Regions from separate parts of the Homo sapiens genome. Here all the other regions are linked to region 6. A link is a loop called in an ENCODE intact Hi-C map of the cell type or tissue named here. Cell type or tissue: OCI-LY7. All regions are shown on one strand. Each heading gives the region's core, and the rest is flanking DNA. Links, peaks and the distances in the headings are about the cores only. Region 1 holds the start of ABCG1 (ATP binding cassette subfamily G member 1). Region 2 overlaps ABCG1 (ATP binding cassette subfamily G member 1). Region 3 overlaps TMPRSS3 (transmembrane serine protease 3). Region 4 overlaps SLC37A1 (solute carrier family 37 member 1). Region 5 overlaps ABCG1 (ATP binding cassette subfamily G member 1). Region 6 has its middle 55 kb from the start of ABCG1. Region 7 overlaps TFF3 (trefoil factor 3).

The links. A loop is a pair of places that touch in the nucleus more often than their neighbours do. Peaks named below come from ENCODE experiments on the same cell type or tissue, not always from the same donor. Only the 100,000 strongest peaks of a DNase experiment are listed, where the experiment ranks them.
Region 1: it touches region 6 in a loop (5-fold over the local background); 37 of 110 quality-filtered maps call a loop at or near these places.
Region 2: it touches region 6 in a loop (4-fold over the local background); 25 of 110 quality-filtered maps call a loop at or near these places.
Region 3: it touches region 6 in a loop (7-fold over the local background); 4 of 110 quality-filtered maps call a loop at or near these places.
Region 4: a loop joins it to region 6, with 11 times the contacts of the local background. A loop is called at or near these places in 6 of 110 quality-filtered maps.
Region 5: a loop joins it to region 6, with 10 times the contacts of the local background. A loop is called at or near these places in 75 of 110 quality-filtered maps.
Region 7: it touches region 6 in a loop (4-fold over the local background); 9 of 110 quality-filtered maps call a loop at or near these places.

Annotation. Positions count from the first base shown.
Region 1 is chr21:42,218,610-42,222,914 of GRCh38, forward strand. It overlaps ABCG1 (ATP binding cassette subfamily G member 1), which reads left to right and starts at 531. Exons shown (of 15, transcript NM_016818.3): 1 at 531-695. The coding sequence starts at 654. LOC105372814 (a long non-coding RNA gene) reads right to left here and starts at 1,661. Exons shown (of 3, transcript XR_937748.4): 1 at 1,541-1,661. It also overlaps the pseudogene RNA5SP492. RefSeq lists a silencer at 240-509 and an enhancer at 1,440-1,971. In OCI-LY7, for the core only: no CTCF peak of the experiment used is centred there; DNase peaks (open chromatin) are centred at 502, 1,182, 1,772 and 3,123; H3K4me3 peaks cover 3,692 bases; H3K27ac peaks cover 3,057 bases.
Region 2 is chr21:42,232,036-42,236,340 of GRCh38, forward strand. The region is part of intron 2 of ABCG1 (ATP binding cassette subfamily G member 1); the gene reads left to right. Among named protein-coding and RNA genes, the nearest start is that of ABCG1, 15 kb to the left of the region's middle. RefSeq lists silencers at 2,682-2,881, 2,892-2,961. In OCI-LY7, for the core only: CTCF peaks have their summits at 1,731, 1,938 and 3,036; DNase peaks (open chromatin) are centred at 616, 1,156, 1,706 and 2,856; H3K4me3 peaks cover 3,812 bases; H3K27ac peaks cover 4,000 bases.
Region 3 is chr21:42,379,101-42,383,383 of GRCh38, forward strand. It overlaps TMPRSS3 (transmembrane serine protease 3), which reads right to left. Exons shown (of 13, transcript NM_001256317.3): 8 at 3,933-4,098; 9 at 2,965-3,134; 10 at 1,017-1,112. Among named protein-coding and RNA genes, the nearest start is that of TFF1, 15 kb to the left of the region's middle. In OCI-LY7, for the core only: CTCF peaks have their summits at 2,496 (motif pointing right) and 2,696; DNase peaks (open chromatin) are centred at 541 and 2,481.
Region 4 is chr21:42,535,367-42,539,671 of GRCh38, forward strand. It overlaps SLC37A1 (solute carrier family 37 member 1), which reads left to right. Exons shown (of 20, transcript NM_001320537.2): 5 at 106-184; 6 at 4,146-4,281. Among named protein-coding and RNA genes, the nearest start is that of SLC37A1, 24 kb to the left of the region's middle. RefSeq lists enhancers at 1-51, 382-431, 482-671, 702-751. In OCI-LY7, for the core only: CTCF peaks have their summits at 2,218 (motif pointing left) and 3,169; DNase peaks (open chromatin) are centred at 675, 2,205 and 3,645; H3K4me3 peaks cover 2,475 bases; H3K27ac peaks cover 3,968 bases.
Region 5 is chr21:42,256,366-42,260,670 of GRCh38, forward strand. All of the region lies in intron 2 of ABCG1 (ATP binding cassette subfamily G member 1), which reads left to right. Among named protein-coding and RNA genes, the nearest start is that of ABCG1, 39 kb to the left of the region's middle. In OCI-LY7, for the core only: CTCF peaks have their summits at 2,421 (motif pointing left) and 2,637; a DNase peak (open chromatin) is centred at 2,396.
Region 6 is chr21:42,162,288-42,166,592 of GRCh38, forward strand. No RefSeq gene overlaps it. Among named protein-coding and RNA genes, the nearest start is that of ABCG1, 55 kb to the right of the region's middle. In OCI-LY7, for the core only: a CTCF peak has its summit at 2,289 (motif pointing right); DNase peaks (open chromatin) are centred at 1,034 and 2,304; H3K27ac peaks cover 1,419 bases.
Region 7 is chr21:42,307,870-42,312,169 of GRCh38, forward strand. TFF3 (trefoil factor 3) reads right to left here. Exons shown (of 3, transcript NM_003226.4): 3 at 3,798-4,300. Among named protein-coding and RNA genes, the nearest start is that of TFF3, 5.4 kb to the right of the region's middle. RefSeq lists an enhancer at 4,211-4,300. In OCI-LY7, for the core only: CTCF peaks have their summits at 1,974 (motif pointing right) and 2,174; a DNase peak (open chromatin) is centred at 1,962.

The sequences.
Region 1 (4,305 bases), core at 213-4,212, 56 kb after region 6:
CAGGGGTCACCCCACACCGGTGCTGTTGGGGGCGTTGGAGTGGTTATCTCTTCTTTAGTCCTCAAGCTCCTACCTGGCAGAGAGCTGCCCAACACCGTCGGGGTGGGGTGGGCGGGAAGGGAAGAAGCAGCAGCAAGAAAGAAGCCCCCTGGCCCTCACTCTCCCTCCCTGGACGCCCCCTCTTCGACCCCATCACACAGCCGCTTGAGGCTTGGAGGCAGTGGATTTCCGAGCCTGGGAACCCCGGCGTCTGTCCGGTGTCCCCGCAGCCTCACCCGTGCTGGCCCAGCCCCCGCGAGTTCGGGACCCGGGGTTTCCGGGGTGGCAGGGGGTTCCCATGCCGCCTGCGAGGCCTCGGCTCGGGCCGCTCCCGGAACCTGCACTTCAGGGGTCCTGGTCCGCCGCCCCCAGCAGGAGCAAAACAAGAGCACGCGCACCTGCCGGCCCGCCCGCCCCCTTGGTGCCGGCCAATCGCGCGCTCGGGGCGGGGTCGGGCGCGCTGGAACCAGAGCCGGAGCCGGATCCCAGCCGGAGCCCAAGCGCAGCCCGCACCCCGCGCAGCGGCTGAGCCGGGAGCCAGCGCAGCCTCGGCCCCGCAGCTCAAGCCTCGTCCCCGCCGCCGCCGCCGCCGCCGCCGCCGCCGCCCCCGGGGCATGGCCTGTCTGATGGCCGCTTTCTCGGTCGGCACCGCCATGGTGAGTGAGCGCATCCTTCGTCCGCCGGGAACGGTTTTATTTTCAAGGAGAGCAGGAAACACACAAAGACTCGCAAGCTCGACCTGACACCCCTCCCAGGAGCGCGTCCTCTGGGCGCTGACCCAGGGCACCCTAGAGTGGCGCCCGGCTCCGATCGCTGCCCCTGCCCCTCCGCCAGGGCCACCTGGAGCCTCGGGATGCCCCTTGCACCGGCAGAGAGCACGGACTAGGTGGAGGGGCCGGGAGTGGGGCGGGGGCAGCGAGTTGCCCTACAAGTTGGACCGATGGCCTTGACCTGATGGCTTCTGGGCGGGGGGCGTGGGGAGCTGGGGACCCGGAGCGCACTGGGGACTGGGGAGGGGCCGCAGCTTGGGCCGGAGGGAAGAGGGGACTTGAAGAAGGGGAGCCCCGCGCGCGCGGCTGTGGGCTTGGGGACCGGGGACTTCTCGCGCCATCCCCAGGAACGCCAGGCAAGGTCTGGGGGAACAAAAGAGGAAGCTGCCCCCAGAGAGCCGGAGCCTGCGACTGCACTCCCGGGGACACCCTCTCCCGGACCCACTCGGGGAGGCGGCGGCGAAGGCCCGGGGAGACCCGCGAGGGGCAAGCCCGGATTCCTGCCGGCCGCCTTTCTGCGCGCGCCGGAGAGAGAGACGCGGTGGGGACAGGGATGCGCATTTCACTTCCCCGAGCTCCGGAGAGGGATGGCGGGGTGTCGGCGAGTTCACTGCTGGACACAGTTACTGTAAGTGCTGTTTCCAGGGGTGGTCAGGAATCTCCCTTTCTGGTTTTCTGGCATTAGGAACAAACAACAAACCAATCATCAGGCCCCCAGCCACCCACCTCACCTTATCCTAGCGCCCTTCATGTCTACGCCCAGCACACCAACATCGTAGAGGTAGCTAAAGTACAAATGGAAAGTCTTCCGTATTCCACGCCGTGTATCTGTGTAGTTACTACCCTGATATTACTTCCCCGAGGCTGTAAGCCCACAGTGCATGGCACGCTCCGGGGCTCACCCCGCCCCTCCCCTGTATTTCATTTTTAGCATCCTGTATTTGAAGTCAGCAGGGCTCAGCAGGATTTGACCGACAGTTACCTCTTGCCTTGAGCTCAAGAGAAAAAAAAAAAATAGCCAGGTTTCTGCGCATGCTCCGCTGTGACAACTGCATCCTATGATTCCAAACAGGTTACTGTAGAACATACGGAGCCTCGCCAGCTCATTATATAATGATTTTGTGTAAACGATAGAATGGGGCCGCAGACATGGCCAGGCGGTGGGTGGAGGAGGGGAGAGCCCGAGCGGGAGACCCGCAGGCTGACTCGCCTCTCTGGGCTGCCCTGCCTTCCCTGCGTGGCTTCTACGTAGAAGAGGCAGTGAACAAAACGGAAAAGCCGTTTCCCTCCCGGTGACACTTGCTTTTCTCTGGTTGAATCTTTGGGCAACACTTGGGAATTCTGCCTTTTGCACTTGTTCATCTATTAGGATTTCTAAATGAGGTTGACCATGGAAAATTAAGGAGGTTATTGATGTTAGTTGCAGGTAGAGAAAGTTATAGATCTTGTATTAGATGCTAGTTAACTCTTGAATTCCTTCTAGAGCTGCAAAGGTGGCTTGGTGTGGGTTTTCCTATAATGGACATGTGGAAAAATAATGAATCCGATGTTTTAAGGTACAGATTTTTAATACCAAGTTTTTAAAAAATGTTATATTATCATTTGATAATATGCCCCCGGAGCTCAACTGTCTTGTTATCACGTGGAGACAGTAACGGCTGGGCTCATTGTTTTGGAGAACATTATTTTATTTTGAAAATTATTTTCCTCTCTGAAAACTGGGTACTTTAAAAAAAGTTTAAACATTTCTATTCATGCACAGCTGTCCCACCCTGAAAGCAATAATCTGATGGTAGAAGCTAAGCAGAGTTAGGCCCCGGCTAGTCCTTGAATGAGAGACCACCTGGGAATTCTGGGGGCTGTAGGGTTAAAAGAAAAATAAATTAAAAATAAAATAAATTCTGGCCAAGTCATAAACAAAGAGCCCTTCAGAGATACCAGGATCTTAAGCTTTGCTTTTCCTTCACCTCCCTGCCCTGGGGTCCATCCTGGTGTGGACCCTCTGAGCTGTGAGTCAAAGGAGGTACTTGGGGGTGAGCCAGGCACTCGGGGGAACATGCTGGAGCCCCTGAGTTCGGTGGGCATACAAGGGGTGGCAAATGCGTCCAGTGGGAGGGTGGTATTTGGAGGTGTTCTGGGATTCCAAGTGACCCCTCAAGTGCGGTCTGGTCTCTGGCTCAGTTCAGGGTATGATGCCTTTGGTATTTTCTTCTGGGCAGTCGCCTTGGGGGCTCTTGGTCAGTGCATTTTCCTCTTATGTGCTTAGGATGCTTAGGCAGGTACCAAGGCTGGCAGCAGTGAACCAAAGAGAGAAGACAGACAGCTGCGTGCTAACTGTGCTGCTGACTGGCTCCTCCTCCTGTTTCCTGACTTCCTCCTAATGCTAGGAGAAAAAGTTTCTGTCTCTGTGTTCCTGGTGGAAATGGAGTGAATGCGGCTCACCACGGCCTGTGGGTGGCTTACTGACTGCTACAGACCCTCCCCAGCTAAACAGGCATCTCTATCTGCCCAGGATTCAAACTGCAATCACAGGCCACTCTGCTCAGCGCCCAGGAAAATATTCCCATGAACAGCAGCCAGGAACAATCCAAACAGGGTCTCTTTGGCATTCCACATCTATGAATGAACTTACTATGACGTACAATGTATTGTGCAGCACAAATCGTATGTGGCCCGGTGCGGGGGTGGGGGAAGGTCAAAGACAATGCTTCAGTAGGATAGGGAAACAGAAGAGTGAAAGGAAAAAATGAAGAGAGAAGATGCATGTGTTTTAATTTTAATGAGCTCAGGAGGCTAAGGAGAAACTCGCTGTAACCTACATTGCCGGCAGCTCTCATCGGAGGATGTGTTTCCAGAGAGCTGGTCTATTTCAGACTGACAGGCCACTGCCTCGCATCACGCAGTTTTCACGATCCTATTAATTGGGTGAGGCTGTTAGACGCTGTGGAGGAAAGGTGGTCAACTGTATGCATTGCTTTGCTGTTGGCTTATTTGGGGATGGGGCTGTATGATTTCCTTGGTGTGGATTTTCCTATAATGGACAAGGGCTGAAAGATGCCGAAACACCCACAACTCACCCGTGGAAGGCTAAGCAATAGTCAAGGGCCGTTACAGAGGCTTGTGGTCTCAGACCTGGAAGCCTCTCAGAGCAGGGCCCCAGCCTGGCCACGCCCTAATCATGGGGTCTTAAGCAATTCAGACCATGTCTCTGTGCTTCCGATACCTCCTCCGAACTGGAGATGGTCATCCCACCTCCCAGCACCCCTGTCCCTGTTAGGGTTGTGGAGGTAATAAGAGGCATAAACTATATAGGTTAGAGTTTAATAGTCACATGGTAATTGCTGGATCAATAAACACTATTGTTTATAATCACTTACCTAGCATGCACAAGCCATTATTATTTAATACTTTACATTGCAAGTACTTGATTCTGGCTTCTCTCTTTCTTACTCCCAAATCAGTTTAGTCACCCAGTTTTATCCTCCTGGCCTGTCCC
Region 2 (4,305 bases), core at 201-4,200, 70 kb after region 6:
TCTCAGTGGCCCCCAGGTGGGTGGGCTACCACTCAGGCCCTGAGGGGTAGCACTCCTTTGGTGATGAGGTCTTCTGGAACAGTTCTGACCCCTCTGCCTTACAGGGCCCCAAAGAGGCTTTGAAAAAATTTTGAGAATGGACCAACTCTCACAGCAGATTCATGAGAGTTGAATGTTTAGCCGCCATGTGCAAGACCAAAGGGGTTTGCTACTTTCTTGGACAGGCTTCATATCCAAGGGGTCTAGATGCTCCCCTCCAGCCAGCACATTTTCTCCCTGTGAGCACGTTGCAAGGGAAACCAAACCCTCACCAGCTTGGGCCTGGGATCTGGGTGTGTGACTCCTTAGTGTGGCGTTGTTAGCGGTGGCAGCCTCCCTGGACAAGGCTCAGATGGCTCTGCCAACATTGGCCTTGGGGTCTGCTTTTCTCTTTGCCACCCTCAGATTGGCAGGTTCTTTATTTGGACATGTTAATACTTTGTCATTTTCCCAGAGAGTGCTCCTGTTCTTGAACCATCTGGCCCCTTCAGTGCAACTCTGTAGGACTGTGCTCTGCTCCGTGGGGGTTGGTGTCACTGTTTAACTGCTGGAGGATGTTCTTACCACAATCGTTTTCACCTGCATGGTGGGTGCCCCCCTGCCTTCCTCTACTGCCTTGAATAGGCTTGTATCTTGAAAAGTTCACGTTCTCAAATGGAGGCCCTCCCTATAAACCAGAACCTAATCCACCAGTCCAAGAAATCACCAAAGGTGACATTTTGCTGAACATGACACCGTTTCTTTTGTTTATAAATTGGCAGGAAGAAAAATGTTTAGTAACCATACACCTGCTCTTTCTGAGTTCAGTTCTAGAATCAACAGATTAGCTATGAACAAAGAAAACCATGTGGGTCAGATTAAATATATCCTGAAGGACTAAACCGTAAAACTAGGGATTTGTCATGGAGGTGCATTCATCAAACTCAGTTGATGAAGTTCCAACACCTGCATAGGAAACTTACTCTCAAATACAATGTACCCAGTGCCGACTGTTTTTGCTCACATTGTGAAAAAACGCAAAAAGATGGGTTTTCAGTCATGAGTGGTGGCGGGTGGGCCTGCAGGGATCCAGTCTGACCTGCAGCCAAGAGTTTCACTTCCCACTTTGTCAGCTGTGTGCTGTTTGTCACCTCCGTGCTCTGTGGGGTAAATGGCATTTGGTGTCAAAAGTAAGACACACCAGGGTGACTTCAGGGCTGTGATTACATCCAGCTGAGACCTATATTTAGAGTCCAAATCTTGGAGCCAAAAGGAGTCGTGCTGCCGTAGCCCGCCCTCCTGCCCCGTGGAGGGAGCCTTCTTGCACCATTTCTGACAAGGGACAGCCAGCTTCTGTCTGAGCACTTCCAGCAACCAGGAACTGACACCTCCCAGGCAGCCGGGCTATGTTTGCACAACCCTCATTCTTAGAAAATGCTTCTGTCTGTTGAGCTGCAATCTGTATTTGAGCAATGTTCATTTGTGGATCCAGGTTCTGTTTTTTGAAACTCCGTAGACCAAGTTAATCTTGGTCTTGAAATAAGCTCACAAATCAAGGGGAAAAGCCCAGCCAAGTACAGAACAATAACCAAATACATTACAATCCAGAGCTACCTTGAGAGGAGGAAATAAGAAGCACATGGCCCTTGCAGGAAATGAGGTCAGAGTCCTGCTTTGGGAGGTGGGCATCACTGCGGCATCCGCAGGGTGCAGGTCAGTGGGCAGGCGCCCCTGCTGGAAGGTTCTTGCTGTCTGTAAACTGATAAGGGTGGAACCCGCTGGAAGGGCAGAACCTGAGTCACGTTCTTTCTGTTTCTTTTACTGTTATAAGGCAACTTGGTGCCTTCCAACCAAAAAAGTCCCCCTCTCTGATATCTCAACTGCCTGTCTTGAAAGTGAACCTTTTGGCAGGAGTTTTTATGGGATTTCTCAGTTGTTATTTCTCTCCTCCCACTGTTTTGGGAGAAGTGTTTTTTTTTGTTGTTGTTGTTTTAATTAAAAATAACTGGTGTTTACTGAGCAAATCGTGTTTGCTTTATTTGGCGCTTTGCCTCATTAAGCCTTTGGGGAGCAGCATGGGACACACATCAGTATGGGCATCTTCTCCAGAAGGGAAGGAGGGTGGAGGGGGAACGAGGGCCTGCCCAGGACCGCTGGCAGGTAGGGGGCAGGTCCAGGACTGGACTTAACACCTGGAGTCCCAACTCCCTGCCTCTATAAGCGCCACTGAGAACTCATCTCTTTGCAATCGCTCAGACCCAGATAATAAAATAAGCTGGGTTGAGTTTTCCTTACCCAAGACATAAACCCCAAACCCTGCTGACAATGAGGAGCTACAAAAGGCCTCTCCTCCTCCTGGGGCACGTGTTCCGGGAATTCTTTCATGGATGCAGGTATGGGGGCATCTTTGGCCTCTGTCCTTTGTCTGGAGCTCCCCGCACCTGGCTGGGGGCTGCACTGGACACCTCTGCCCACCCTGGCCCTGGGGTTATCAGGCCACCTGGCCTCCACCCAGACGTTCCCTCCCAGGGCGGGATTCATCCTGGCCCGTGGTGATGTGCAGGCTCCCGGAAGGCCGGGCTCTGCCCACTAAGTGTCAGCTCTAACGCAGGCTCTCCATACTGAGTAAAAAAGCCCGTCCTTTCTCTGGCTGGTGCAGGTGCTGACTCTGCAGGCCTGTGGACGCAGGGTGACGTTCGCGCTCTTGCCCGAGCTCAACGCCCGGGAGAAAACAGCGCTGCCGGAGCCCCTCGCGCGCGCAGGTGCGGGCGGGGCGGGTGCGCGCTGCCGCGCGTGTGCAGCGCCCGCCCATCCGCCGCCACCGCCCGCGCCGGGGTTACTACCGGTCAACGCTCGCTAGTAACCTCCGCGGCGGAGCGGCGGCGCGGGGAGCGGCGCGATTGGCTGCGGGCGCCCCGCGCTGTTGCCAAGCGCGAGGAGGCAGCTGCAGCCCCGAGCGGGGTCGCAGCCTCCCTGGGACAGGGGCGGCCCTATGCATAGGGGATCACCCGGGCCATGCAAATCCCGGCGCCCCGCGCGTGCTGGTGTTCTCCTCCCCAGGTCCAGGAACACCGGTCCAGGAAGCCTGAGAGCGCTGGCAGTAGGAAGGGTCGCCAGTGTGGACCTGAGGGTGGAGGTGTTGCCACCCGGGGCGGCCTGCGCTCCATTCAGGCTTGAGCGGTGACTGGGAGACCCCGGGAATGGAAATGGCGCTCAAATGCTGGTGTGGTGTCCGCAGGGGAACGGCCCGCGGGTGTGTGGAGTCTGCGCCCCTGTGGCTTCAGCTGCGTCGGGGGACTGCGGGAATCTTCCAGACTCCAGTTTAAATCAGAGAGGTGTGTCCACGAAAAGAGTCAAACTAAAACATTTAAAGAGATTTATCCTGAGTGACCATGGCCCGTGACACAGCCTCAGGAGACCAGGAGAACACGTGCCCAAAGGGGTCGGGAACAGCTTGGTTTCATACTTTTAGGGAGACGTAAGACAGTGATCAATATTTAAGATGTACATTGGTTCCGTCTAGAAAGGTGGGACAGCCCAAAGGGGGACTTCCAGGTTATAGGTAAATTTAAATTTTTTTCTAATTGGTTAAGTTATTATCGATAGAAAGGGATGTCTGGGTTACGATACGGGGCTGTGGGGACCTAGGTTGTATCATGCGGATGAGGCCTCCAGGCAGCAGGCTTGAGAGAGAACAGACTGTAAATGCTTCGTATCAGACTTAAGGTCTGTGTTGATGTTAATGTTACAGGCTACGATAAGGCATGTCAGACGGACCGCCACTTCCCGTCATGGCCTGAACCAGTCTTTCAGGGGAAATTTTAGAGTGCCCTGGCCAAGGAGGGAGTCCATCCCCATGGTTCAGGGGGCCTTTGAATTTTATTTTTGATTTACAGGTCTTTACTTCAGGTGGCACAATTTTCCTAGGAGACAGTTGATTTTTGATTCCTTATAAAACGTGCTGGTTTTGTTTTTAGCTGACAGTGTGGGGTGAAGCTGTAAGGGAGCCAGGGCCTCCTGGGGTTGATCCAAGCATGTCTGAGCCTTCTCTGGGGTCAGCACTGAAAAGTGGCCAGGGTGGGGTTTGGAACCTTGGAATTGCCCTTGGGAATCTGCAGCGTTGGCTCCGCTAAGCCGGCTGGAATCCGGAGATCATGCGGCAAGGTCACGCTTCCCGGCTGCCTGCCGAGTCACTTCTACCCTAGGCAGGTTAGAGGCAAGGACAGATGACAGCTGAACTTTACGGAGTGTTTTCCAGGGCATCTATTACAGTTTTGTGTGTGTGAA
Region 3 (4,283 bases), core at 284-4,283, 220 kb after region 6:
TCTCAAACTCCTGAACCTCAAATGGTCCACTTGCCTCGGCCTCCCAAAGTGCTGGGATTACAGGCATGAACCACTGCACCCGGCCCAGGCTAATTTTTTTAATTTTTTGTAGAGACAGGGTCTTGCCATGTTGCCCAGGCTGGTCTCAAACTCCTGGGCTCAAGCAATCCTCCTGCCTTGGCCTCCCAAAGTGCTGGGATTACAGGTGCATGCCACCATGCCTGGCTAATTTTTGTATTTTTTGTAGAGACGGTGTCTCTCTATGTTGCCCAGGCTGGTCTCAAACTAATGGCCTCAAGGGATCCCATAGACTCGGCCTCCCAAAATGCTGGGACTACAGGTGTGAGGGAACACACCTGGCCAATTTCCATCGTTTTAAGCCACGCAGACTGTGATAATTTGTCACGGCAGCCACGGAAAATGAATCCTCTTCCTACTAACAAAGAAAGTGATTGATGGAAAAACCTAAGACTCATGACCAGCTCTGTACCCACACTAAGGAAAGGGTGGCCCGGGCTTCATTTGCATGGACTATGGTTACTGCCACTCCTACTTCCCTTATTATTACAGCGATCTCATCTGCTGCTGCTTCCACTTGCTCTTTGTAGGATGAAAGAACACATCTTCCAAAGTCCCACAAGACAAAGAGTCTTCACAAATACGAATCTTTGAGTTCTGAATGAAGCCTGGGAGGGTTGTCTAGGTGGGCTCTGTATGTCCTCAGTTAACAAGGCCGGGGGTCCGGGCAGGGAAAGGGAAACACCTGCTGTGTTCGAGAAGGTCTAACTCTCTCCTGAGAAGGTCTGCAGGGTCATGTTGTCCCCATAACAATGGAACCGTGACTCCTGACCCACAGTTCCTTGGCTGACTGTGTCCCGAGCAGCTGACATGCACTCCCTGGCCGGGGTATCTGGGCAGCCCATGGGAACATCACAATGGGACATTGGGGGAGCCCCCTCCGCAGCCCTCTGGGTTCTGAGCCCCTGGACTCCGAATCTTGGCTTCAGCCCACTGACCTCCATCCTCTGTGGCCCCCCATCCTGACGTCCAGCACACTTTTCCATCGGGGAAGTTCTCTTCAGAGTTGGGCAGGCACACAGGCTGGATCATTTCTGCTTGAAGGGAAACAATAGTTCACAACTCAATTGAAGCAGGAGTCCGAGAAAACAATCTCATCTATGCTTCTGCCTCTGAGGAGCCCAAACTATCTCCCAAGGGAAGGAAGGTCAAGCCCTTGGTTACTTGAAAACGATCAGCTCACAGCAGGAGCCCCTTACCCCATCCACCACACCCAGAGCACTTAAAACTGTAAAAGAGCCCTCCACCGTCGCAGCGTGAGGGAACCTAGACCAGGGTCAGCACACCTTTTGTGGAAAGGGCTGAATAGTCAATGTTGTAGGCTTCGTGGGCTGTGCGGTCTCTGGCTGCCATTGGAGCATGAAGACAGCCCCAGGTAACAGGTACCCACATAGGTGTGGCTGTGTCCAGTAAAATGTCTATTTACCAAAACACGATGGGGCAGACCAGGCTCTCAGGCCAACGCGTGCCCACTCCTGGCTAGATCACAGTGTGGGTGTTGCCTATAGAACACGGCTCCATGAATATTGCTATGGTTCCTGGGATATCTGGAGGCGACGAGTTTGCCTGTGTGTAGGGCTGGATCCTGTGGGCCTCCCCCAAAGCCAGAGTGCCCTGCACATACCTCGGGCTTTCGTGTGAACACACCCTGAGGTTCCCCGAGCTTTTCTGTGCAGAACAGTAATGGAGAGGTAGAGAAGGAATAAAAGAACTCACTTGAAACTTTGGCAAAGTACAAGTGCTGGCACCTCATTTCCTATAACCAATATCATTAATAATAGTTGGCAGACTGGCACCACCATAATCATTTTCCTGCTTCTCTGGAAATATTTGTTTCTGGGCATTACGTGTCCATGTGATGGATGCAGTAATGACTCTGCCAGGTAGAGCCTGCAGCTGGTCTCAGGTCAGGATTCTGCTTCAATAAGAGGGAATTAACCTATTTATTATGCTTTCCCTGCTTTCTTAAGAAGGAAAGAGGGCTTTAATTTAATTGGGAGTAGTCTCCTAGTACTTTGTTTGCATCTACGAGATGTTTGAAAGTTTTATCAGGTGTGGCTCTTCTGGCATTTTCGTAATGTCCAGAGGGCAGGGCTTGACTTTTTCAAGAAACAGGGTCTTTAGGAGCTGCTGGTTGGGAGAGAACTTTTCTGTACTTCCAGGGAGCTGAGGGTGCCCAGCATCTTTCAGCTTGTAAAGAAATGAGAGGACTCCACCACACCACCTGGCCAGCCTGGGAGGTTCTGTTTCTCAACCAAGATGGCCCCTCTACCTGGAGAAACCAGGCAGGTGGGAGGCACTGGCTGAGTGACCCCTCCACAATAGGCTCCTGGACAGGAAAGTGCTCTTTGTCCCTACAGATGGATGACTCTCTTCCACCACCTAGAGGCCCCAGCTGGTCTGGCCTCAAGAAGCTCTTTCTGCCTCCAGGTGGCACCAACAGGGAGAAGGTGGCACCAACAGGGAGAAGGTGGCACCAGACAAAGCACACAGCCCACGAAGGCTCTAAAATTATTGTTGGAACTACAGCCCACCAATCTACCTGGCAGAGTCATCAGTGCATTCATTCTGTAGGCCAGGATCTACAAACTACATTTAAACAGGGTAACATTGAAAATGTAGGTAGGACTCAAGTCTGCAAACATGAGAGCCACATTGTCCAGGATACAATTGAAAATCACTTGTCATACCAAGAGCTAGGAGCATCACAATTTTAATGAGAAAAGATAATCAACTGATGCCAACACCAACATGAATCAGGAGTTGGAATTATTAATATCTGACAAGGATTATAAAGCAGCCATCATAAGAATGCTTCAATGAGCAATTGCAAATCCTCTTGAAACAAAGGAAGAGCTGCAGAACCACATAGAGACCCAGATGTACCATTGAACGTGAGTGGCCCGGCCAGCTTCATAAGGGCGATGTCATTGCCCAGCCTCTTTGGCTTGTACTTGCTGTGGTAGACAATCTTCTCCACCAAGTGGGATGGGGCTGGATTGTCCAACAGGGAAACTAGACCCACCTGGATGGTCCATGACTTGGGGAGGTACAAGCTGAAATGAGAAGAGCAAGAGGTGAAGCACAGGAAAAGTCCAACCACTGAACTCATTGACCTCAGGTATCCTGAAAACCTAGGAAGATGGTGGGAGAGGTTATCAGGCAAGATGTGGTCCCATCACCCTGCTTGTTTATGCTGTATATGCAACTGCACTGCCACGCCCTACAGAAACACAGACCCACACCCCATGTGTTTCCCAGACCTCACTCTCAGCACCTCTGAGGTCGTCTTGGCATTTGAGGGCTGAACTCAACATTGGTCACTGCAAGGAGTCTATCAGGCACTACTGTTCATCAAACAGCAACAAAATAGGGGGTAAAAATATCAGGGAGAACCATTGTGTTTGGAAGTCTTTTCTGTAGTTTTCTTGCACTCTAAACTCCTGAGATTTTAAGAAGAGACCCAGTACCTGGCCCCCAACATATTCCCTCTAGCCTCCCGCACCACCGTCTCACCCTGTCTCTGCCATAACATGGTCCACTGGAATTAGCTATGGGAAGGTCTAGGTCCTTTCATTTTTGTGGGTTTCCTCCAGCACAGGAGCTTCCTTCCTCTTCTGTCTGCCCTTTCTCTAGGAGCTACAATCCTTAAAACAAGCTCAGGGTCACAAGTTACCCCCAGCTGATGATGATGGGTCCACAGTGAGGCTGGAGACTCCTCTCCAACTGTACATTACTTGGAGGTTAGTCTCTCTGTCTTCCCTCTGGACCCGCTTCTCACCACCCAAAGCAGCCCCACCCTGACATGACCCAGGAGTGAACAGGGGTCTGGGAAGATGGTCAGCAGCACTCACTCATAAACACAGTGTGCAGCAGTGATGATCCACAGGGGCGTGATGACAGAGCCCCCGCACAGGTGGTAGCCCTGGAACTGAAGGCTGGCCTGCCAGGGCCACTGCGAGAGCAAGGACATGTTTCCACCCACGATGCGTGAGCTGTAGCCCCTTCTATGACCACAGGCTATGGAGGGGAACAAAGGCTTGTGGGTCCACCCTGCAGACTTCTTTGGGGGACATGGTGTCACCACCATGCACCTGCTCCTCTCTCCCCACCCTCACTGCCCCTGCTCCCAGAGCTCACAGCAGCTCTAAGACAAGTGCTGCAAGGGGGAGCTCAGCAGGGGAGGTGGTCAGGCTCTTGGGGAG
Region 4 (4,305 bases), core at 146-4,145, 370 kb after region 6:
GTACACCCCGATTTCGGGAACAGATGCTTTGTGTTTTATAGCCGTGCTCTAGAACATAAACTAAACAATACTGAGCTTGTCCTGCTGGTTTTCAAATTCATATAGATAAGAACAACTATCAGCAGCTGCTTGGGGCCCTGGACTACTCCTTCCTGTGCGCCTATGCCGTGGGGATGTACCTCAGGTAGGTCTCCTTCAGTTTTCCAGACCCTTCCTGGTTACCTGGCCCCTCCGTGCAGAGAAGACATCCGCTATGCTGAAGTGCACAGGCGCGCGGGATTGAGGCCCCCGCTTGCCACTGGCTTCCCTGCTGTTCCCTTCCCAAAGACGAGGCCAAGCTTAGGAGAGAGCAAGTGCGTGTGCTGTGCCCACAACACAGGACCTCGAGGCAGAGGATTTCCGTGTCCCGGGCACTGTGCCAATTGACACAGGCTGCCCTCAGCTTTCCTGGCCCTGAAGTTTAGGACCTACCATGAATCCTGCCAATCCTGGGACGTGGTCATTCAGGAACAGAGGACTAGTTTCCTGTTCAGCAGAGCCCAACCTCTCCTGTGGTTCAGAGGTTGCCATCTGTTTATATGCCCCAAATAACGAATTTCACCTGATGATCGAAACAGTTGACACAGGATGTGCTGAACAGCTCTACCTGGATGCCCAGCTTGGCCCCAGAACTCTGAGCACAGCAGAGGCAGCCATGCATGGCGGGTGGGGAACTCCAGAGAGAGACCGGCTCGGATCTGAGTCCCAGCTCTGAGTACAGCAGAGGCAGCTCTGCGTGGTGGGCAGGGAACTCCAGAGAGACACCAGCTGGGATCTGAACCCCAGCTCTACCACCTGCTAGGATGTGGCCTTGAGCAAGTTACTATACCTCTTTGGGCCTCAGTTTCCCCTTTGCAACATGGAGGAAATAATAGTTCTTATGTCATAGGATTGGGGCAAAGATTGAGTTAATGTATGTAGAAGCTCACAACGGTGCCTGGCCTGTGCTGCCAGCCCAGCCCATTCTTGATCCCACTTTGAACTGACCAAGGCAGGTGGTGAATATTATATGGGTCATAGGACGTGTGATTGGCTGATTAAAAACTGCTATTGTGTCAGTCCAGCCAGGTTTTTTTTTAAAGGCAGTATAGGGATGTTCTAGCCCATTTTCTGTTGCTATTAGCACAATATCTGAGCTTGAGTAATTTATAATGAAAAAAGGTGTATTTAGCTTTTATCTAACTGGGAAGTTCAAGATTGGGCAGCTGCATCTGGCAAGAGCCTCGTGCCACATTGTAATGTGGTGGAGGGCGTCACCTAGCAGAGGCCCCTGTGAGATGGGTTAGCAGTGAGCAGGGCATACAAAACAGACACAGCACAGGGGTGACGTTGCTTTATAGCAACCAGCTCTCACCTCTCACAATAGCTCATCAGTCCTGAGAGCGCGGCCACTCACTCCTGCGGATTCATTCCTTCGTCAAGGCGGATCCCTCATGACCCAAATGCCCTTCAAAGCTCCCTGTACCTCTCAACACAGTTATACTGGGGACCAAGCCTCAACACAAGTTTTGATGGAGACCAACCATAGTCACACCACAGCCAGAGACTGAGGCATGTGGTCCCAAGAGGCTTTTGTTCAGAGACAGAGGTCTTTACCGCCTGGAGAAACCCAGGGATCCCCATAAATGTTTAGCTGCTTCCCTGAGACCTGCCCAGAGTGTAGGATCATCAAGACCTGGGCCCCCCTACCCCGCTCAGAGCCCTGGTGGGTGGTTGGTGCCCAGGCAGGCAGTGTCTGCTGTTGGAGGAGAGTGCATAGCTCTCCCTTTATTGAACGTGTGTATTTGCCTCCTGCTGCAGAACTTGTCTAAGTGAACAAATGAATAATAAAGATTTGGAATCCCAGAGTGTGTGGTGTGCAGCAGACCAGGAGCCTAGCTGGAGAGTGTGGTGTGTACCTGGGGCTTCCTTAGCGCTTGGGTCTCAGCCAGGCTGCCAGACCTTCTCCACTTTGAGGTCAAATGTTTATATTCCCCACACTGCAGTCTTACTGAACACAAATAATCTGTGGTATAAAAAGACCCAAAGTGGGAATGTGTTTTTCTCAGTTACTGGAAAACTGCATTTAAATCTGGTTCTCAGCTGGGGGCAGTTTTGTCTCCTAGGGGACATTTAGTAATGTCTAGAGACATTTGTGGGTGTCACAGCCAGGGAAGGGATGTTGCTGGCATCTAGTGGCTAGAAACCAGGGTGCTGCTAAACATCCTACAACACACAGGACAGCCCCTAACACCACAGAATTACCGGAGCCAAAGTATCAATAGTGCTGGGGTTCAGAAAGCCTGCTTTAAGTAAATAAACTGGTTTCTTGTTGCTTATTTACGGTAAAGATAATTCTTATGCAACTTGTCAGTAAGGTTATTAAAACAAAATTTGGTCTAATGTGACATCTACACAGTAAACTCATGACTGAAAACAAGGGCACATGCTGCTGCATTGAAGGGGCCTTTTTGTGTGACAGTCCCTACCTGAGGTCTCAGTGATGGGTGCTGTTTTGTTCGCTATGTCAGATGAAATCAGATCTGATAGGGTACAGCCATTCAGCCCAGGTACTGCCTGGTGGGTTCAAGCAGGTGCAGCGTGGACTTGAATCCCTGTATGAGTCCCATGTAATGTGAAATGGTGTTTGTTCAATTAGACCTTTTCTTTAAAATTTTTCAGTAGAGATCAAAGTAGGCCCAAATCATATAGCAAGATTAGAGAATACTTCTAAGCCTAGCCAGCAGCACCCAGCTCTCAGGAGCCCATCTGGTTGTGCCAGCTGTGCTGTGACCTGGGCAGGTCAGCCAGCCTCTCAGGGACCTATCTCCTGGTCTCTGAAGTGGGCAGGTTGAAGTCAGTAACTCTCTAGCTCTACAATGCTCTTGAGTCTGTGTGTGGTGAGGTTTTAGCTGAAATTTTCACCTGGATGTTGTCTATAATTTTAAGTTACTTTCTTCTGCTTTAGTGTTTAAAAGGTCATTTGCATGATCCAAGGTAGATCTTTTTTACTTGGTGAATTCGGAAGGAAAATCTCTCTGGCGTAGGTTTTTGAGATGAAAGCTGAGAACATTGGAGCTGACTCCCGGAGTGGGGTTCATGGCAGGCAGGTGTCACTGTGTGTTAGGTTTCCTGTTTATCTGACTCCTAGAATGACCCTACAGAAGAAAGTGAGACCCATAGAGTCTCTAATGCTTGTGAAGGGCTCACGTCCATCCGTGATACTCTACAGCTTTTCTGTTTACTTAATAAGTCACAATGTTAAGTTGGTCCATAGTGACATTTCCCATAAAACAGTAAGGGATGTTTTGGATGGCATTAGGTATTGTGCTGTGATGGCGGCTAAAGACTGTTAAGTCTGTTCCCTGCTGTGAAGCTGGAGACTTTTTACCACCCCCCTCGAGGCTGTTTTAGTGAGGCGCTAAGCATCCCTTATGCCACCAGGTCCCCAGACAGCTCTAGAAGATAAGACACCAAAGAGGGTAGCTGTTTAGTGAATCGCATTGCTGTTCAGAAGGATCAGAGAGATGCCACCCCAGCATTTCAGACCTTACCATAGAGCAAATCTTCTGCCTTTAAATCAGGTCAAAGTGGTGTGGCAGGAGGCGGTAGTGGCAAAGCAGCTGAAAGCCACTTCCCCACTGAGCCCAGCCAGCCAGGTGTATTAACACAGGTGACTTAATTACAGCTCGTGGGGCCGAATGACTTGCTCAGGGTCATAAGTGATCTCATGACATTTGGTGTAGTTTGACAACTGGAATTTTAAGACACTATATACATTTACTGGATATGGTTTATGTGAAAGCAGGATTAACTAGCAAGACGAGTTCCTGTTTCCTTTCATTGGCAGCTATCATAGATAAGTCCTAGTGTTTGAATTTTATTATTTGACAGATAGGACTTCTACTAGAAATAAAATCTTCTAAGATGTTGCCAGTCTCTGGTTTCTGGTGAGTAAGCGCTCCATAGGGAAATAAGTGTATGAAATCTTCCTGGAAATTGTAAGGCTTGAGAGTTCCCCAAGCTCAGAGAACAGCATGAAAGCATCCGGCAAGAAACAGCCACGAGGTTGCTAACATTCGGGCGTGTTTGTTATTCCTATTTGTCTTTCCTTCTCTCCACCTCAGTGGCATCATTGGGGAGCGCCTGCCGATTAGGTATTACCTAACTTTCGGGATGCTCGCCAGCGGAGCCTTCACCGCCCTGTTCGGCTTAGGGTATTTCTACAACATCCACAGTTTCGGATTCTACGTGGTAACTCAGGTAAGGGTTTGGATCCGTGGCTCA
Region 5 (4,305 bases), core at 158-4,157, 94 kb after region 6:
GTCTGTCTGTACCGCCATTCTCTTGGCCAGACTGTGGTGTCTGGTCCCTACTCACACCTTCCTGTCAGAGTATCCAGAGGCCGCAGAGTATCCACACCCTGGCTGGGTGTACTGGCTACAGATGGCTGTGGCTCCAGGTCACCTGCGTGCCTGGGTGATGAGAAATAATGTCACAACAAATATCCCATCTGCATTCTCTGGGACACTGACCCATGAAGAGAAAGCAGTTCTCACAGTTTTTACAGGCACAGGTCAGCTCTCAGAGTGCTGGGGACAGGGTTCCCACCAGGCAGCCCTTTCTGCTCCTCCCAGAGACTGATGGCTTCTCTGCATTCAGAGGGATCTGGGAGCATTGCAGGAATAGGCTCTGGCTCTTCAGAAATGATCACGAGCTTAAGGAACTGGGTCTGCAATGTGAAGCCTTAGGTCCACTCTCCTTGGTGGGAGCTCATGCCCTCCCCAGGCTCCAGGACCCAGTCAGGATTCTTAATTCACGTGGCTATGTCAGCGCAGCTGTCACTCCCGGAAATGAAGAGAGACCCCTCTTGCCGTCCTTCTCACATTGCTTGCACTTTCCAGCATGCATTTTGTTGTGATGTTTTGTCTGTAATTGCAACTCCAGCAGCAGCCAGTGTTTATTAACCATTTTCTATATGCCGGGCTCAATGTGAGGCATTTCGAACACATTCTCTTGTTTGGTCTTCACAGACACCCTTAAGGTTAAGTACTCATTTCATGCCCATTACCAGATGAAGAAAACAAATTTTAAAAACTCAAGGAACTTGCCCAAGGTCACACGGCTAATTAGAGGCCGAATCTAGAGCCGATTTGGAAATTTCAGGGCCCACTGGAATCTCCTGGGTCATGCCCCAGGCCAATTCCTTCAGAAGCGTTTCTCAAACTCCCCAGGAGATTCCAGTCAATCAATTTGCAGGCAGCTTTTTGGGAACCCAGCTGGGCTGGAGTCTATGTAGAATATCCATGGCACCCGCAGCCTCTGCAGCATCTGGCCTGAGTTATTCTTCCATTGCCCGGTGCTATCATACAGATACAGGACTGGTGACTACAAACAGTGTTAGCAGGACGTACTTGGAGCTCATTTGGCAGTGGGAGTGGACGTGCTGGGGGCCATCCCCCTTCCACCTGAAGCGTTCTTGTCCTAAAGCATGTTGCTGAGACAGCTGTGTAGGGCGTGGCGGTGACCCTGGGGAAGGACCGTACTGAGAGCTCCAGACTCCAGCCAGCCTCCTCACTTTGGCCACATTCCAACAATGCTTACTGCCTTCCACAGTGGATGAAATATTCCAGAAATCAGAATGTGTTGAAATGTGTGGCAAAGAAGAATGTCATACTTGCATATGTGCTTACACTGGCCACTGAACTGCATACACAGTCCCAAGAGGTCTCCCTGCACCGCGAGGCCCATGCTAGAAAAGGCGTTCTTCAGGAACAGACTGAGGCTTCATGAAGATCCTTCCCTCCATCCATCACTCCATTAATCCTCCCCTCCATTCATCCCTCCACTCATCCCTTCATTTACTCCATCCATCCTTCCTCCCATTTTCCCATCCACTCCATCAGCCTCTCCATCCATCCCTCCACTCATCCCTTCATTTACTCCATCCATCCTTCCTCCCATTTCCCCATCCACTCCATCAGCCTCTCCATCCATCCCTCCACTCATCCCTCAACTCACCTCTTCATCCACTCCATCCATCCTTCCACACTTTTCCCCATCCACTCCATCAGCCTCTCCATCCATCCCTCCATTAATCCTCCCCTCCACTCATCCCTCCACTCATCCCTTCATTTACTCCATCCATCCTTCCTCCCATTTCCCCACCCACTCCATAAGCCTCTCCAACCATCCCTCCATCTGTTCCTCCATTAATTCTTCCCTCCACCCATCCCTCCCTTTATCTCTCCATCTATTTCTCTCTCCATCCCTCCCTTCATGTCTTCCTCTATCCCTCCTCCATCCCTCCCTCTATTCCTCCCTCCATCCCTCTTTCCATCTCTCCCTCCATCCTTCCCTCCATCCCACCTTCCATATCCCCCCCATCCCTCCCTCCATATCTTCCTCCATCCCTTCCTCCATCCCTCAATGCATCCCTCTCTCCATCCAGAGTTCACCACACCCTGAGTCCCCAGTGCTGCACTCCTGAAACTCACTCTGGGATTTGCAACTGGGGGTTGCCTTGAACATGTTCCCTGTGTATCCGGTTGAATTTTGGAAACACCCATATCTCCATCCACTCTATCAGCCTCTCCATCCATCCCTCCATCCATCCCTCCATTAATCCTCCTCTAGAGCATTCTACTAGAGAACAGCCGAGGTCAGCCTTCCTCTGCCTCTCAGGGGAGTAGGGCGCCTGCTGGCAGCTGCTGTAAGACTCGGGATGAGGGCTGCCCCCTGCAGGTGGCTCTGAAAGCTGCAGCTCTGAGTGGTGCCCCCAGCAGCAGCTTTGTTCCCTAATTAGGAGGGCACAGTGGCTGTCTAGAAGCACCCAGGAGGGAGCTGCTCCAGAACTTTCTTTATCAGCTGACAAATCAACCTTCTCATGTGAGGGGAGTTTGAGTCGTTCACTCCAGAATTCTGGAGAACCGTAGGATTCGGAGCTCCTTGAGGGCATAGCCAGTGCTTTCCCTTGTTCCTGGTGGTGATCCAAGCTTGCCTTTCTCTCAGACCTGCCTCAGTTGTCCTGTTCTCATACCCTGTTTTCCCCCAAGAACACAGGGTGCATCCCCAGCCTTAGCTGGATTTTCTTCCACCTTGCAAAGGCCCCTGCCTGGGAGACATGTCTTGGTGTGAGAGAGACGACATTGCGTTCCCAGATGTCGCTGGTGCTGGGCTCAGCTCCAAAGTTCTGGAGCAGAGTCAGCAAAGCACAGCCTGGAGACCAGATCTGTGCTCTGCCTGAGTTTGTAAGTGAAGTTTTGTTGCAGTAGCCACAGCCGTGCATGTACAGGTGGCAGCTTTAGCTTCTGCTAAACTGGAGAGCTCAGTGTTTGTGACAGACTGCGTGTCCTGCAAAATCGAAAATGTCTGTGATTCAGCTCTTCAGGGAAAAAGGGTGCCGATGTCTGGCCTACAGGGCTCAAGCATTGTCATCATGCCCCCATCCAACCGTCCACTCAAGGTGCATTGACTGAGGCTGGCTGGCTGGAGTCATCATGTGGGCCCTCAGGCTATGGAGGCAAATCGAGTGGCATTGCCTCTGCGGAGCTGGCCATTACCTTGTTTCCTAACTGTCACTCATTTGATAAAAACTGACAAGGTTGCTAGAGCCACGTGTTTGCAAACCAGTGGGCATTCGCACGTGCATGTAATCCACACAGTTACTCGGTGATGGGAGTATACTTGAGGGAAAGCAGCTCACAGATTTGCCACTTGCCACAGGTCATGGTTTAGGAAGAGGCAGAGGTGGGGTGTTTTCTCATTAGCCCATTCCCTCCTCCCTTTGGATGGAAGAAAGGAAAAGAGCAGGGGAGAGAGAGGCCAATGGCAAAGGAGCACAGCGGGAGAAAGAAGGCCCCCAGGCTTGAGCGGCCCTGAAGCTCAGCAGCTGTGGGTTGGACGGTGGTGTTGGCTTGCTCTTCCCCTTCCCTCCTGGTTTCTTCAGGCCAGTGCGGCATCCTGCACGTGGTCAGTCCAAGTCCAGGGAGGGCCCCATCACCTGGGGGTGGTCGCTATCAGTGGCAAAGTCTTGTCAGCAGCTCATGGGGCAGGAAGGGCCTATGGTTGGGGGTTTCCTGGCGATCCCATGGAGGAAGGTGAGGATGAGTTGTGTTGCTTCTCGGGTGAAGCTGGTCACGTGGCCCTAAAGGCATTCAGAGTAGATGCTCACTTCAACCCTGCAGGTGGCATTGGGCGGCAAGCATTTCTAGGACCCAGCTTCCACCACGGAGCCGAATGGTGGCCCGGCTGGGGCCAGGGCTCCTCTCGAGGGGGCCTGAGATGCTGAGACCCATGACGCTGCTGCTCCTGCCAGGGGCTCATCACCTGTGAAACACAAGCCGGGGAGCCTGAGTGTGGCAGAGTCTCCCTCCCCAGGGTTCCCTCTGCAGGATTTTGTTTGGGTTCTTTTGAAGTTGAAAAGATTTTCAAAAGAGCTCACCAGAATATCTAAAACCATGTTATTTAGGGAGGAGAGGAGCCGCATGGAAGGGCCCCAACTCCCCAGTGACCCCCTCCACCAAACGCACACCAACTGGTGGCATTAGAGGTGACAGTGCAGCAGGATGGACTTCTTACTTCCCCTCTCAGTCTTTGCACTCAGCCCCAAGCAGCTCCTGCCAAGGAGC
Region 6 (4,305 bases), core at 108-4,107:
GGGGGGAGGCTTGCATGGCTGTGCAGGGGTAAGTTGGGGAAGACTCCCATGGCTGTGCAGGGGTGAGTTGGGGGAGACTTGCACGGCTGGGCAGTGGTGAGTAGGGGGAGACTCGCATGGCTGTGCAGGGGTGAGCTGGGGAGAGACTCACTTTGCTGTGCAGGGATAAGTGAGGAGGAGACTCAAATGTCTGGGCAGGAGTGAGTGAGCGGTGACTCACATGGCTGGGCAGGGGTGTGTGAGAGAGGGAGACTCACGTGGCTGGGCAGGGGTGAGTGAGGAGGAGACTCACAAGGCTGGGCAGGGGTTAGTAGGGGGTGACTCCTATGGCTGGGCAGAGGTGAGTGGGGAGAGGCTCCCATCGCCGGGCAGGGATGAGTGAGGGGAGACTCATGGCTGTGCAGGGGTGAGTGAGAAAGGGAGACTCCCATGGCTGGGCAGGGGTGAGTTGGGGGAGACTCATGTGGCTGGGTAGGGGTGAGTGGGGGGAGACTCCTATGGCTGGGCAAGGGTGAGTGAGAGGAGACTCATAGGGCTGTGCAGGGATAAGTTGGGGGGAGACTTACGTGGCTGTGCAGGGGTGAGTCGGGGAGACTCGCATAGCTGTGCAGGGGTGAGTGGGAGGAGACTCACGTGGCTGTGCAGGGGTGAGTGGGGGAAGACTCGCATGGCTGTGCAGGGATAAGTGAGCAGGAGACTCACATGTCTGGGCAGGAGTAAGTGGGGTGACTCACATGGCTGGGCAGGGGTGTGTGAGAGAGGGAGACTCACATGGCTGGGTAGGGGTGAGTGAGGAGGAGACTCACATGTCTGTGCAGGGGTTAGTCGGGGGTGACTCCTACGGCTGGGCAGAGGTGAGTCGGGAGAGACTCCCATGGCTGGGCAGGGGTAAGTGAGAGGAGACTGACAGGGCTGTGCAGGGGTGAGTGAGAGAGGGAGACTCACATGGCTGGACAGGGGTGAGTTGGGGGAGACTCACACGGCTGGGTAGGGGTGAGTGGGGGGAGACTCCTATGGCTGGGCAGGGGTGAGTGAGAGGAGACTCACAGGGCTGTGCAGGGGTGTGTGAGAGAGGGAGACTCACATGGCTGGGCAGGAGCTAGTGAGGGTGAGACTGCATGGCTGGGCAGGGGTGGGTGAGGGATGAGGAATGGAGGCAAAGAGCAGATTGCTCCTTAGGGACCTGGGTTGCTAATGGTAAGAGGCTGCTGAGGAGGCTCCTGGTTGCAGAGAAGGGTTTGTTTTCGCCTTCTGCAAGATGGGCAGGTTTGTGGGCTGGAGGGCAGGAGGCGAAGACACAGCCTGGATGAGGGGGAGGAGGAGGGGCTTGGGAAGCAATGGGGAATGGGTCGCTGTGAGCAGAGGGCCCTGCCAGCTTCGGATGGAGGGGCAGTGGTGAAGGAGGGAACGTGAGTGGACAGATGTTAGGGCTCAGTGGGGGGTGCGGGGTGCAGGGTTGGGCCCGCTGGTGGAGTGGAAGTCGGTCATGAGGGATGTGCCAGGTGCCCAGTCCTCAGTGCGGTCAGAGGTGAGCCCCAGGTCAGAGTGCACGGCCTGGGGAGTGTGGTGAGTAGTTAATGGGTGCGAGCCTGTTGACTTCTGCCATTAAAATCTCTTTATTTTGAGATAATTATTATAAGAAGAGTCGATAAGATACACTGCACTCCAGCCTGGGCGACAGAGCAAGACTCCGTCTCAAAAAACAAAAAACAAACAAAAAAAAGAAGGGTAGATAAGATAGTAGTTATCAGAAATAATACAGAGAGCTCATGCGCCCACCTCCCATTGCCCGTGGTAGCATCCTGCCTGACTCGGGACTCTCTGCCCTGTGTTCTGGTCCCTGGGCTCTCCTCATGGTGGCCATGCCCCTGGCATTCCTGTCCTGGATTTCTAAGCCATCTTTGACCTAATTAGAAAGCCTGGCCTACCAACCTGCAGACCAGCTGGGAGAACCCTTAGCCCTGACCCAGTGTCTGGCATGGGCCTCTGGGTTTTAGAATGGGGCTAGTGATCAGAGGAGCTAGTCAAGGTCTTTGGTTGCAGGCCACAGAATATGGGCTGAGAATCCAAGAGGCCAGGGTATGTGGGAACTTGGAGCCGGGGGAATAGCTAAAGAACCAACCAAGAAAGAGCAGTTTCCAGGTAGCTCTGGGGATCCACGTAGTTGAGTCTGCAGGTCACTGCCCTGGGAGGAATTGCTTTTGACAGTTTCACCTCCATCCCTCCATCACCCTGATCTGGGTTTCAAACTAGAGTCTCCTTGGCCTGGCTTGTATCCCAGCCCCACACTTGGCCAGGAGGTGGAGCTCCTTGATTGACAACCTCTAAGCCTGCACACAGGGTCAAAGGCAGCCGTCCAAAGTCAGGCAACTGTGGCCAGAGGAAGGAGAAAGAAACAGACTAATTTGACCCCCAGATCTTGGTTCGATGTTGGGTCAAATTATGGCTGGCACCAGAGCCCAGAAGTTGCAAGGACACTCAAGTGAGAACGTTTGGGTGTAGAGGTGCAAGACAAGTGCATCTGAGAGTTCGAGTCCCAGTGTGGACGTGTCTGGCATTGTGTAGATAGGCAGACTGTGCTGAAACACGTGTAGATCAGTGGCAGAGAACAAAAAGACCTTTAGTTTTCTGGGAAACTGTACTTAAAACTAGTTATGCATCTTGCCGTCATGAAACAGAGTCACTTATTGCCAGTAATCTCCCTATGAGAGTCTACTCAAACTCAGATGGTTTATTTTTTATAACTTTAACCTGGGGACTATGATGTTTGTTTTACTTACTTGTGTGGAGAAATTATATTTACTCATGCTTTGTTCATTTATAGGAAATTGGACTTACTTCCCAACCATATTACATTAACCTATGGACTAACTTGTTTTAATAACCCAGCAGCAATATAAAAGAATGGCCATAGATTCTCTTTGAATAAGGAAAACATCTGTTTTTCTTCTTAAATAGAAAAAAACTCAGTAAGTCTATTAATGATGATTAAAGCTGATTTAAAATACACAGCAAGACTTTCAGTTTAAAAACAGTGTTCTAGGCTGGACGCAGTGGCTCACGCCTGTAATCCCAGCACTGTGTGAGGCCGATGGGGGCGGATCACCTGAGGTCAGGAGTTTGAGACCAGCCTGGCCAACATGGAGAAACCCCATCTCTACTAAAAATACAAAAATTAGCTGGGTGTGGTGGCACATGCCTGTAATCCCACCTACTCGGGAGGCTGAGGTAGGAGAATCACTTGAACCTGGGAGGCAGAGGTTGCAGTGAGCCTAGATCCCGTCACTGCACTCCAGCCTGGGAAACAGAGCAAGACTCCATCTCAAAAAAACAAACAAAAACAGTGGTCTAAGGGCAGAATTTCCCCCTTAACATCTAGGAAGACCCGCACACAACAAGAGGAATAAGAAACATGAGCTCTATCTGTAATGAAATCTGGGTGTACGTGAGACCTCAAGCCATGGAGGTGGAAGAGATATCAAAAGCAGCAGCTGGCCGGGCCCAGTGGCTAAAGCCTCTAATCCCAGCACTTTGGGAGGCCGAGGTGGGCGGATCACCTGAGGTCAGGAGTTCAAGACCAGCCTCCCCAACATGGTGAAACCCCATCTCTACTAAAAATACAAAAATTAGCCGGGCGTGGTGGCGGGCCCCTGTAATCCCCACTACTCGAGAGGCTGAGGCATGAGAATCGCTTGAACCCGGGAGTCAGAGGTTGCAGTGCGCCGAGATCACGCCACTGCACTCCAGCCTGGGCGAAGCAAGGGTGCAGGAAGAAATGGAGACAGAATCTTGCAGCCGCACATTTCAGAAAAGGCCATGGAGGATCGCATCACGAAGGCAAAAGCTGGTATGCAGCAGGGAGATGAGGTCCGTGCGCAGGCAGAGGGGCACCTGCACCTGTGTTGGTTCTGAGAAGTGGAGGATGTGTGGCTGAATGAAGAATTACCCAGCAAACCATACGACGAGGAAGCCGTGTGTTGATGTTGTACCTTTTCATTAGAAAAAGAGAAAGCGTCCCATGTACACGTACGAGAGAACCAAGATCAAACGCGTCAGGTCATTTAATATAAACGAGATAAACAGAAGAATCAAAAACTCAATCCCGTGCCTGTCCAGGAGAGAGTCCTAAAGCTCTGTGACTGAGAGAGCTTGTAAAATGAAACGATGGGCGAAGAACGGATGGACAGCCTCAAACAGAAACGAAGCTGGGTTTATATCCTTAATGTCAGGTAAGGCTGAGTTCAGGGAGAAACACACCAAGGAAGACCAGAATAGGTTCTTTAGAATAATAAAGAATGCAACTGA
Region 7 (4,300 bases), core at 301-4,300, 150 kb after region 6:
TGGCTTTTTGTGATCGGCTTCTTTCACTTAGCATAAAACACACTTCAGTTTTGAAAACAAAATAAAACCTAAGGAAGAAAGGGAGCATGAACTCTAAATGCAGTAGAAAACTATGGCCGACCAAGGGGATGCGGCTCTGACCTCACAGGGGAATGAGCTTTCTCAGCCTGCACCTTGCTTCTGCAGCTGTCGGCAACCCTCTGATACAGCCATTATAATTGTCCCATTTTGCTGATAGGAACTTTGAAGCCCCAGGGCTCTCTAACTCTTTCCAATACATGACAGTGCCTCTCGAGCCCCCAAGAAGGAGGACTGAGGGGAGAATTTCCAGCCTCCACAGCTGTGTCACAGCCCAGGGCCCTGCAGGGCCTCAGAGCAAAAACCTAGTGAGCAGGGAGGCTTCTTGGCCACTGGAGATGCACCTACCACTCAGCTGTCCCTCAGAGACGACCTGCTGCAGGGACCCAGGTCACCGACAGCCCCGCATCCAGCATGACATCCACGCCAGGCCCACTTCCCTGAGGCTGCTCCCAACCAGGGCATTCCCACCAGACACAGGGTCCCTCGAGGGGCACTCTGCTTTGGGGACTCCCCATCAGCCTGCGGGAGGCTCTTCCTCCCCAGTCCTTCCCCCACTCATTTCGGAGGCAAGAACTCCCCAGTACGTCTGCTACTTATGGAAGCCCACATGGGTGTCTCAGCTTGAAGCCAAAATTCTCGCCATTGGAAATTATGAATCCTTGGAATACAGTGATGAATACAAGTGAATATCCAATGTATTATGGAACAATGTAGAGCTTTCTAGCAGACTCCAGAGGAACTGTGGAAAATGAGAAGTGCCACAGCCGCACCCTTCACCACCAACTCAAGAGGAGGGGGAAGGCATGGGCATGGCACGGAAAACCATCATGGGGTGTAACGGCTGCAGCGTGGGGAGAAGCCTAGCGTTTCTCTCCCCTTTCCAACAGCAGCACACGCCAGCAGCGAGGGAGCCCAGCCATGTTCTGGCTTCTTCTGGCAATCAAAGTGTTCATTCTGGAAGGCTCTGGAAACACGGACCATTTCCAAGTTAGTGATGAAGGTATTTGACATAAAAATGGTTCCTGGGTCCTATGGGTCACAATTCATTATTTGAATTCGCCGTGAGCCGCTGATGGATGTCGGTTTCAGATGTGCCCAGACCAGGAGGTGGGAAGGCCCAGCAGGTGGCGTTGAGGCCACCTGGGCTCTGGACAGCTGTTGTCAACTGATGCCCAGTGCTGGAAATTAAATATGCACGAGGCCTTATGAAAATATAAGAAATAAAAGGAGAGTAATGTTCAGTACATTCCTATTCAGTGCACCATGCTCCCCATGTCCACACCAGAGGACGGGATGAAGGAGTCCGGGGCTTGAATCCCCCTGGATGGGCCACCCGAGGAACACAGGCAGCCCTGGCACTGACATGCTTGAAATGAACGACTCAGCTAACGCTGCAAACCAAACAAATGCAGTGTCTTCTTGATTTACATGACATACCCTCCTGGAGAATTCAGGTATGTTCAAGCCATTTGAAACAACAAACAACAACCAAAACAACTGTGTTAAAATGTAACACAGAAGTAGTCTCTGGGTTTCGATCGCCGTGAATAGGTTTGCAGCCACCATGTGTGTCCAACAGGACGCCAGGACGTCTATCGGGTGGAGGCAGTGGTCTGTTCAGGACACCTGGGGACACCACAGGGTCCTGCCATGTCTGGCCTGTGTCCACTCAATGCCCCCTTTCATACGATTCATAAACGTGCCCACAGATTCCCGAACATCCCCGTGGCAGCAGCCTCCACTGGGAACCCTCGGCTTAGATCATGTGTCCTGGGTCCCAGATCCTCCTCACCAACAGGAAGCCCAGGGTCATTCTGGGGCTGCGTATCTTAATTTGTATCTAGAAGGGGCAGGGCACAGCTGTGATTGGTGGCGAGCCGCAGTGACTCCAGCAGTCAGTAGAGGGCGCTGTTCGGTCGCTTTGTGGTTTGGACCAGGTTTCCGTTCTGCCGTCGGGCTGGGGGGTGGGTGGGCTGCTTTTGGGTCCTGCTCCCCCATTGGTGTCTGTGATCTCTTATGAGAATGTCACAGCCCCCAGGTGGGTGCTGTCAGGGGCGTTGCGCTCTTTCTCATAGCATAAACCCTACCCGGGGTTCTGAGAGCCCCCCGACCATGCCTGGGGCTCGCGAGGAAGGCAGGGAGCTTCCAAGGTCCCCATAGCAACCGAAGTCGAAGCGAGGGAGAGGCAGAGACGGTCGGAGGCAGGACACGGGAGACAGAGAAAGACGGGGGTCCAGTCCAGCTCATTCCAGGACCCCAGCCCTCCTCAGCCCCTTTCCTTTCCTCACTGGGGTCTGCCCTGCACAGCTGGATTATGGGGAGTCTCTGTCCTGCCGGTTGTTGCCAGCAGATCTCTCCATCTGATGCTATTTCATTTGATGGAAGCAACCTCGATCCAGCCCACACGGGCAGCAGGAGTCAATGGTGAAGCTTCTAGAATGTGCACGAAGCATTGTCCTGTCTGAGGAAGGCACAGGCTCAGGCTGGAGACAGGGAGCAGCTCTGTGGTGGGTGAAGGAGGAGTCCCACCTGGCTCAAGTTCTGGGGGAGCCCTCCCTCTCAGGGCACAGTGGGAAGTCTGGGCCGGGGGGACCACAGTGCAGGAGGTGTCTGCAGTGACTGCAGAAGGCAATGCCAGGAACGGCGGGGTGGGGCAAGTCAAGAAATTCTTTGGAAATGTAGGTGGGCGGTGCCCATGAATGAGGCAAGGAGGCAGCAGAGCCCTGTCCCGGGGTACAGGGCACCAGGTGGGGTAGGAGGAAAACGGAGCTGGTCATCCAGCTGGTGGCAGGGTGGCCTGAGGCTGAGGCCAGGGCCTGGGGCCAACCTTTCCATCCCTCCAGCCCTCAAAGGCTGGGCATGGTCTGTGAGGGAGAGGGATGCAGAGCCCCGCCTCGGAGGATGTCCCGGCCAGAGCAGCTCTCAGTAGCAGAGCTCCAGAGCAGGGAGGCCACACTTGGCGTGTGCTCTGAGGCCCGGGATAGCCCTGGAAGTTTCCCTCCCAGGGCTGGCAGCTGATGCTTCGGGGCATTGGATGGGACACCCAGGGCTTGAGATTTAGAGACCAGGACATCCTGACAGTGTCCCCTCTCAGTAGGGGCTTTTGGACAAGCTACTTCAAGAAAGTCTCTTTCCATATCTGTAAGACAAGGGCAATACTACCTCCCTTCTAGGGATGTTATGAGCTCTAGGGACCAGGCCCCGAGTGCAAGCTCAAAAACAAAAGCTGCTATTTTAAAGGAGCAGTTGTCTCTTTTCAAAAGGGAACAGATAGCTCAGAGCAAGAACCCCACCGCTGTGACCGCACTGCAGTGGAATTGTGGATCCGGCCCTAAGAGAGCCCCGGCAGTGGGAGCAGCACAGGAGGCCCAGGCAGGCAGCGCTCACAGGAGGCCCAAGCAGGCAGCGCTCACAGGAGGCCCAGGCAGGCAGCGCTCACAGGAGGCCCAGCCAGGCAGCGCTCACTGGCCTTCGTACATCTAAAACCGTCTTGGTGGGAGCGGAGAGCTGCCGTGTCCCAAGACAGTGCGATGGGGAGAGAACCACACTCAGGTCCAGAAGTGGATAAGGCTTCATGAGGACGTGAGATGGAATCCCCACTGCCACCAGCTCATTCATTTCCTATAGCTGCATCCATTTTTTTAAAAAAAGAGAAAAGAAGGCCACCCAATGTGTCACAGATGTTTAAACTTAATTAGCAAACAAATACAAAAAAGTGCCTGTTTGTTCATAATGTTTACTGTACAAAGAAACAAAACCCAGGAATAGTACAAGTATTGAACAGTAGCGAGAGTGGTTGTGAAATAAAGGACCACTTTGGAAGACAGTTTTATTGGCTTGCTGTCTTCACCAAGAAAGACTTGTGATTTTTGAAAACTTCTACCTGAAATGTATTTTTTCTGCTTTCCCGAGGAAGCGGCACTTACAGTGTTCCTAGGCTTTCCTGTGACGTGGGTGCCAGTCTGGATTCAAAATATCCTTGCATGCACTGCAGCTCCTTAGGGAGTCTTTTCCTGCCCTTGAGGCCTGGGCAGACTCTCCCCTGACACCCTCCCGCCCTCTCCCACGACGCAGCAGAAATAAAGCACAACCTCAGAAAGTCTCAGGCACGAAGAACTGTCCTCGGGTGGAGCATGGGACCTTTATTCGTTAAGACATCAGGCTCCAGATATGAACTTTCAGCAGAAGCGCTTGCCGGGAGCAAAGGGACAGAAAAGCT